Linked DNA regions of Homo sapiens: region 1 is linked to region 2. A link is a contact called in ENCODE Hi-C or POLR2A ChIA-PET data. All regions are on one chromosome and are shown on one strand. Each heading gives the region's core, a stretch centred on a gene start or an enhancer-like site at or near the end of the contact. The rest is flanking DNA. Distances are from core to core; before and after follow the strand shown.

The links. Hi-C counts contacts between places; a loop is a spot of excess contacts on that map. ChIA-PET counts read pairs that join two places held with the same protein, here RNA polymerase II (POLR2A). Pooled maps may share reads with other maps.
Region 1: a loop to region 2 is called in a pooled map, with 3 times the contacts of the local background. The contact joins the promoter of ZC3HAV1L here to the enhancer-like site in region 2. A Hi-C loop is called at or near these places in 6 of 168 maps with a recorded cell type or tissue (CD4-positive, alpha-beta memory T cell, CD8-positive, alpha-beta T cell, endothelial cell of umbilical vein and 2 more), 2 of 37 single-sample maps with no recorded cell type and 10 of 50 pooled maps. POLR2A ChIA-PET finds 5 or more read pairs at or near these places in 13 of 52 experiments (A549, AG04449, BJ and 9 more).

What each region holds. Positions count from the first base shown.
Region 1 is chr7:139,033,305-139,037,842 of GRCh38, forward strand. It overlaps ZC3HAV1L (ZC3HAV1 like), which reads right to left and starts at 2,738. Exons shown (of 5, transcript NM_080660.4): 1 at 2,349-2,738; 2 at 1,239-1,374. The coding sequence starts at 2,713. LOC107986852 (a long non-coding RNA gene) reads left to right here and starts at 2,879. Exons shown (of 2, transcript XR_007060557.1): 1 at 2,879-3,067; 2 at 3,349-3,646. RefSeq lists silencers at 2,051-2,570, 2,821-3,030 and an enhancer at 2,145-3,064.
Region 2 is chr7:138,873,769-138,877,766 of GRCh38, forward strand. All of the region lies in intron 12 of KIAA1549, which reads right to left. It also overlaps the pseudogene RNU6-1272P. Among named protein-coding and RNA genes, the nearest start is that of ATP6V0A4, 78 kb to the left of the region's middle. Within about 2 kb of position 2,268, at least 3 of the 41 ENCODE cell types and tissues checked have a DNase peak (open chromatin) inside an H3K27ac peak, as active enhancers do; they include PC-9, where a contact is called at or near this core.

The sequences.
Region 1 (4,538 bases), core at 1,488-3,987, 160 kb after region 2:
TTTGGCTTTCCGTTTCTTCTTGAATCCATTTTGACAAGCTGTATTTTTCTAGAAATTTGTCCATCAATGCACCAGCATGAAACTTTACCTGTCTATTGTCTTTTTTATTGAGAGAGTGGTAAAAGCAATCATCAGGCATTTCATACAAGAGATGTGAGGCACCATTCTTGCCTCATGCACTGTGTTTTTCCACAGTCCCTGCTGCCCACATGATCACGTTTTGTGCCACATGTCACCTACTTCCAGTCCCAGGTGATGGGGACAAGTGGAGGCACAGGGGAGGCTCCTGTTGTAAGTGCAGCCAACCCATCAGCTGCTCACAAAACACTGAAGTAGTCTAATATGACAAGGTGAGGCTGGGCCCAAGATACATCCTAAAAAAGGGCATACCAAAAAAACATTCGATAGATTTGACAAAATAAAAACACTAAACTTCTATAAATCAAAAAGTACTATAAAATTAAAAGGCAAATAGCAGCGGCACCACGCCTTCTCTCTGAGACAGGAAGGACTGGACCCAGCCTCATAGGTGCAGCCACCCTCCTCTCCCTTCCTGCCAATAACCTGCTTCAGCTACTGCTTGCATCTACTTTGGGCAACATGGTTGGTTGGAATGCCTCTGGCTCACAACCGTGACATACCAGACTTGGCTTCAGTGCTCGAAGAAATGAAACAGGTTATGCATGTCAGGAAGAAACCTGCTTGTTCCTGAGATCAACTCCAGGACTGCCTTCTGGGTACAGATTCTGCTGCCTTGAGAGCAGCCTCTGCCACCTGCACCAAAGGCTCCAGCTCCTACCTCTAGTCTTGTGGCTATCTTCCTTTCTAGACGCTGAAATGCATTAGAGTTAAAATCAGGCCACAATTATGAACTATCCTCTGTTTTCTCAACATCTCCCCTTCTTCCCATCCCTCTTCTGGCCAAGTGGAGGTGTCTATGATAGCATCACTGTGCTAGATTAGAAAATCTTGCTTTTAATTGGTGGTCTTAATTGATGTTCCAATTTTCTCTTGGGATTTGTACTATTTTGTTTTTAAAACTTCTTTGTGTATGGCTAAACTGAAACAAACGTACTATTTCGCCATGATAGCAATTATAAAGGGTACCTTTAAAGCATTTGAAACTGAATCATGTTGCTTCGAAGGCAATTAAAATTAATATGTAAAGCCAAAAGAAAAATAAATGGGGAAAGTACTTGTAGCAAATGTGACATGAGGGTGACTCCTTGGTGACTCACCTCTGGTAAAAGACAGGGGTCATTCTGCAAAAGCAGGATCCGAAGCTGGTTTTCATTGAGACCAAAAAGTCCATGGCTTTTCAGGACCTGCATGTTGACAGGTGTGTGGATATCATGGGAAAGGGTACAGGTAGACCTAAAAGAACAAAGCCCTCGGTCAGATGCCCAGGTGAAGAAGGACCAGTCTGTCCAATTCCTTGCCTTGAGCAGCTTTCAATGTATTTAATACATGTGAAGTTGAGTAATTTTCATGAAACCGGGGATAGTATGGCCTAATAAGCACTGATGGAAAATAAGAAAATTGGGTTGAAGGAACTCCTCTCCCAGGGTCATTTGAATTTTCAGTAGGGATGCTTTGAAGCCAAGGGTCGCCCACCTCGCCTGAGGATGCACATCTGTTCCGTAGGCGACTGCACCTGGCCTTCTCCCCGGCAACAGCTGCCACAGTCCACCAACGTTAAAAAGAAAGCGCCCCTATCCCCAGCACCGCTTTGGCGGGGTGTGTGGCTAGAGACAACCAAGGAAAATTCGGGGCTGTGAAGCACAGCCTGGGGTCAGGAGGCAGCCCCGAACCCCAGCTCTGGCAGTCAGGAACCACAGGGCCTCACCCAAGCCATCCAGCCCTGTTTCCTGGGGTGAGACTGGCTCAGCGCTGTTAAACCTAGAGGGCGCAGACCCGCTTCTGCACAAGTGTGTGGATATGGGGGAGCAGCGATTTCCGGCTAAAGGGTCCAGGGATCTCATGGGATCCTCAGACGCCCCACGCCCCCCACCTCCCGCCAAATATCACCAGAATAAGTGAGCTCCGAAGTCCCAGTCCGGATTTAACCCGGCCGCGTCGCGCAGGATCCGGGGGGGCGGGCGGGGGCAGCAACTTTTCTGGCGTGGGCGGTTGAGACGTCTCCATGGAGAGGACCTTCGCGCCTTTCCGCCCAGCTGCTGGAAGCGCGGGGGAGGACGCCCAGGAAAGGCCTGCGGGAGGGGGTCGTCCAGCCCCGCGTCCCCGGCCCGGGGCAGGACGAAGCCCCCCTTCCCGTCGCTCCCGCTTCCAGCAGGACGGCCAGGCCCGCGGCCAGCGCCCACAGTCCCCGCCCGCCGCCGCCTTCTCACCAGCAGTCCCGGTTGGGGCACTTGCCCAGCATGTGCCGGCGGCAGAAGTGCAGCTGGTCGCAGGCCTGGCACTCGCCGCGCTGGTAGCGGGCGCAGAGGCGCACAGAGGACACGGCCACCACCCTCCAGGCGGAGGTGCCGCCACCGCCCACCGCGCCGGCCGCCGCCTCGGCCTCCGCGTCCCCGAGGCCCTCCTGCGTCTCCACCTCCTGCAGCAGGAAACGCTCGGGCCCGGCGCGCTGCAGCACGTCCCGGAGCCTGGCCTCCGACAGCTCCACGTGGCCGCGCAGGTCCTTCAGGAACATGCGGCCGCCGTGGGCGCACAGCACCTTGGTGAGGAAGGAGCACACTGTGGGCTCCGCCATGGTCGCTGGCGCGGGCCCTGTGCGCGCGGCGCAGCGAGCCGGGGCGGGCAGGCTCCTCCCAGTCACGTCCACGATTTCCAGCGAACAGCCCGGGGATGGGCCTGGGCCTGGCGAGGGGTGGGCCTGCGGGAGGCCGGGCGAGGGGCGGCCCCGGCGCGTGGAAGCAGGGTACGGCGCCTGCGGATCCCCTGGACGTGGACTCAGGCGGGGACAGCGTTGATGGAGCGTCTGCTCCGCCCAGGCACCGTTCAGGGCGAAGCCTGGCCTTGAGGGGCTTGTATAGTGGGAGTCACAAAGGACTCGCCAACAAGACAACTGGTAGTGCTAGGGAGGCCTGCGGAGAAGGAGAAATAGGTAAAAGGTGGTAGGAGGTGAGTGGCCGGGCTGCTTCGCGGGAGGTGGCCACTAGCCACATGTGGCTGCTGAGCACTTCTGGGATTTTTTGTTGTTGTTGTATTTTTATTTTTGGAGACAAGGCCTCACGTTATCGCCCAGGCTGGAGTGCAGTGGCGCTATCGTAGTTCGCTGCAGCCTGGAACTCCTGGGCTCAAGCGATCCTCCCACCTCAGCCTCCTGAGTAGCTGAGACCGAAGGTTCGCATCACTAATTTTTTTGGTTTTTGTTTTGCTTTGTAGAAACGGGGTCTCCTCATGTTGCCCAGGCTGGTCTCGAACTCCTCAAGCGATCCACCTGCCTCAGCCTCCCAGAGCACTGGAATTACAGGCGTGAGCCACCCCGCGGGGCCTGCTGAGCTTTATTGGAAAGTGGCTAGTCCGAATTGAGATGTGATATAAGTGTGAAATACACACACTAGATTTTGAGGACTGAGAATGAGAAAAAGAATGTAAAATATCTCACTAACTTTATATGAATCACATGTTAAACATAATATTTTGGATATATTTGGATAAATAAAATGTTATGACAACTTCATGTGTTGCTTCTACTTTCCTAATGTAGCTATGAGGAAATTTTACATTGCAAATGTGGATTACCTTATTTTTGTTGAGCAGCACCAGTCTAGACCTGCCTTAAGCATCCATGCTTTTTGTCCAACACCTTGCTTGTTTCATGAACGTTTGTTGAGCCAACTACTAACGCAGTGACAGTACAAAGATGAATCAGACCATCAGAGAACTCAGCCAGCCTAGCTGCTATTTTGCAAGGTGCTCGTGAGGATTAAATGCATTAATGTCATGTAATGTAAAGAAGCTAGAGAGGAAGACAACTGGCCAGATGCCAGAAGACCTTCTCTGCCATGCTGTGAAATTTGGACTTATATCCCGAGAACTTTGGGAAGTCACTAAAGGATTTTCATCTGGGAAGTGTGGATGTCTCCTGAGTGCCACTCAAGGTGTGTCATTCAGCTCTGAGCTTTAATGTCTTCTCTTCAGCAAAACCTTTCCTGACCTCTCAAATCTAAAGTAGCTCCCCAGTCTGCATGGAACTTACCACTGATATTTTTCTTCTTTATTGTGTATTTATATATTTAGCTATAGAATTCAGGCTCATGAAAGCAGGAACCTTGTTTTGTTCATTGCTGTATCCCTACCACCTAAAATAGTACCTGGCCATATTGTAGGATAGGTGTTTTAGAAAGACCCCTGGCAGCAATGAGAAGAATGGATTTCTAGAAAAGCAAGACGAGGTGGGGAATAACAGAAAATAAACAGGATTTGAGGGACTATAACCCCAGTGTTATTTATGTTGAGAGTTTGCAGTGGACAACCCAAGGTAAGACGCTCAACAGGCAGGTGTATTCTGTATACAGGTCTAGACCTTGAGGGACATGAGAAGGGAAGGGATGTAGATTTGCGTGACATCA
Region 2 (3,998 bases), core at 1,018-3,517:
GAGGAGGGGATGCACAAACCCTGGGCCACTCTACAGAGCTGAGGGACCAAGCGGAGGAGAGGAAATAAGAGGTGCAGAAAATCTTCCAGCTTCCATACTGCCCAGAAGCCAGTCCTTCAACATGGCTGAAAAGAGGGGCTTTAAATTTTTTTACATATACATATAATATATATCACACATATATATTATATAATTATATCACACATATTATATATTAGTATATATTTTTGTTTATAGAACTGTATATGTAATATATAATTAGTAATTAGTAATATATTACTATTAGTAATTATATATTACATACTTCTATATCATATATTAATAAATATAATTATATAATATATATTATTGTTTGCTATGCATTGCACAATTTTTCTAAAAAAGCTCCCTGGGTAATAATGATTAGTACAAAGCACAATGGACACACAGAGATTAATGCTGTGTGAATCCTGCCTTAAGGCTAGTAGGAACTTGGGATTAAAACCCCTTTCTCTTCAATTATTTTTTAAAAGTAATGATATAAATTTTACTATAGAGTCAAGATACCTATTGTACCTCATGGTAACTATAATCAATAACAATATATTGTATACTTGAAAACAGGTAAGAGAGTAGATTTTAAGTGTTATCACAAAAAATAAGTATGTGAGGTAATGTATATGTTAAATAGCTTGATTTAGCCATTTCACAATGCATACACATATCAAAACATCATCATTTAGCCACAAGAAAGAAGGAAATCCTGCCATTTGCAGCAATATGGCTGAGCTTGGATGACATTAAGTAAAATAGGCCAGGCACAGAAGGATAAACACTGCACTGTTCTCACTCATATGTGGAAGCTGGAAAGTTGATCTAGAAGTGGAGAGTAGACTAGAGGTTACTTGAGGCTGGGAAGGGAAGAGGAGGGACATAGACAAAAGCTGGTTAACAGATACAAAAGCACAACTAGAGGCTGGACATGGTGGCTCTCGCCTGTAATCCCAGCACTTTGATAGGCTGAGGCGGGAGGGTAACTTGAGCCCAGGAGTTCTAGACCAGCCTAGGCAACATGGCGTAACCCCATCTCTACAAAAAATAACCCGGCGTGGTGGTGTACACCTGTAGGCCCAGCTACTCGGGAGGCTGAGAAGAGATGATCACCTGTGCCTGGAAGGTCAAGGCTGCAGTGAGCCATGACTGCACCACTGCACCCCAGCCTGGGCAACAGAGTGAGACCGTGTCTCAAAAAAATAAAAATAAAAGTGCACAGCTAGAGAGGAGGAATGGGTTGAGCACCTGTAGGCACTGTAGGGTAACTCTAATAATTTATTGCATATTTTCAATTAGCTTGAAGAGCATATTTTGAATGTTCCCAAGGCAAAGTAATGATAACTTTGTCTGTGGTGACAGATATGCTAATTACCCTGATTTGATCATCACACAGTATATTCATACATGGAAATATCACAATGTCCCCCATAAATATTTGCAAGTATTATGTATCAACTAAAAATAATAAAAGCAAAAAACACATCATGTTGTACACCATAAATTTATATGTTTTCTTACCATCAGTTAAAATACAAATAAAAATCTTAAAAAGAAAGAAAAACGCTGGGCATAGTGGCTCATGCCTATAATCCCAGCACTTTGGAAGGCTAAGGCAGGAGGATCGCTTGAGCCCAGGAGTTCAAAACCAGCCTGGGCAACATGGCAAGACCTCGTCTCTACAAAAAGTAAATAAAAAGTTAGCTGGGCGTGGTATGCTCCTGTAGTCCCAGCTACTCAGGAGGCTGAGGTGAGAGGACTGCTTGAGCCCAGGAGGTCAAGGCTGCAGTGAGCTGTGATTGTGCCACTGCACTCGAGACTGGGTAAGCAAAAAAATAAAAAATAAAAAATTACAGCATATGGGATTGTATAGAACAGGATAATGTCAACAAAGCAGAATGAAAGAGAATAGTTCAGCCTGAATTACTAAAATGACAAAGCAAGAGAGCATTTTTAAAGAAATATTATTTCATTATCTACAAGTAAACACAGTCAAACCACTTTTTTTGTCCCCCGAGACAGGGTCTCGCTCTGTCACCCAGACTGGAGTGTGGTGATGCAATCACAGATCACTGCAGCCTCGACCTCCCAGGCTCAAGCGATCCTCCCACCTCAGCCTCTTCAGTAGCTGGGACCACAGGCACACACCACCAGGCCTGGCTAATTTTTTCTGTTTTTTTTTTTGTAGAGTCAGAGTCTCGCTACGTAGCCCAGGCTGGAAAACCACATCTTTACTAATGTGCGCAACCCACGTTAACATCCTGTGAGACAGCAATCACATTTATCTCATCTTCATTGTATATCACCAGCACCTGACCACAGGCACTTAGCAAGCATTTGCTAAACGGATGACTCAATGACTACAGTCATCTCCACTATGTTTATAAAATTTTACCTTGAAAAGGTCTCTAGGAATCTGCCTTCATGAAAAGATAAGAATTCTACTTTATGATCTCAATCATTTTATAAATGGTACAGTACTCCAAAATTACTTGAAAAACTTCATTGTTATATGTACTCAATCTCATTTAAACTATTTTGCAAACTCTTTTAATTTTTTTAAAATATGGAATGCTTCCCCAATATGCATGTCATCCTTGCACAGGGGCCACGCTCATCTTCTTTGTTGCCTTTCAATTTTAGTCTATATGCTGCTGAAGCGAGCACTGCAAGCTCCTTAGCACATGCAAAAGTCAGTGTCAGCTTGGTTTGCACATGAAATTCTAGAATTTGGAATTTGTGGAATTCAAATGAAGTTTTAACTACTTAAAAATCACACACTTGCACACATGCAATCTAAGGAGAGCATAAAAGAATGCTGAGTATTTTGCAATCCTTACCTACTTGGTATATTCCTGATGATAAAGGGGAGCGAGAGAAAAACTACAATTATGCACAGACGCAGCAATGGCAGCCCATCTCCTGCCTCATCTCTCCCTTCACATCTTCACTAAGGGGATCCAGTGGTTATGATTTGAGTTATTTTAAAGCTAGAATAGCTGGGAACACAGTGACATCTGAGTAAATAATCTCTTAAGGGTTCATGGATGGCCATGAGGGTATGTGTCAGGGCCTAGTCACCTTCCAAAAACAGTCAGCTGGAAAAGGAATAAAGCACAACCTCCAATTTACCAAAACTGAAACAACAGTGTTCTCTCAGCTTCCATTGCAAGGTGGGTCCTTAATATGCCACATGACCTGGGACAGTCGTCAACAGCCTTGCCAAGAAGCCTAAAGAGAGCCGGTAGCTGTACCACCCGCAGGAGTGAGAGGGAACGCTGGTCCCATGGCAACATGGAAGAGGGCTCCATAATGGATCTCAAGCAGCCTCCCTCCCCGCTCCCCACCTCCATTAATTTTTACTTCATTACGACTTTCAACAAAAGAAATATTTTTATGTGAATTATAAAACAGGCCGAACATGGTGGCTCACGCCTGTAATCCCAGCACTTTGGGAGGCCGAGGTGGGCAGATCACATAAGGCCAGGAGTTCAAGACCAGCCTGGCCAACATGGCAAAACCCCATTTCTACTAAAAATACAAAAATTGGCCAGGTGTGGTGGTATACGTCTGTAATCCCAGCTACTCGGGAGGCTGAGTCATGAGAATCGTTTGAGCCTGGGAGGCAGAGGTTGCAGTGAGCCAAGATAGCACCACTGCCCTACAGCCTAGGCAACAGGAAGAGACTCTGTCTCAAAAAGCAAAAAATTTTAAAAAATAAAATAACTGAAAGCTAGGAGAAAAACTCAGAATATTTTAAAATAGGATATTTAATTTTCTATGCAAGCAATAAAATACCTACACAGCAGCATTAAAGCTATCTAATGGCACCTTTCAAGAAGTAAAGTTCTAAAAGTAAATTGATATTTATAGTGAGAAAACTATCTTTCTACAACATGAAAATAATGTACAGATTCTGCTATCTCTTCAAATTGTAACAGCAGCATCTGAGCTTCTAATATTCACAA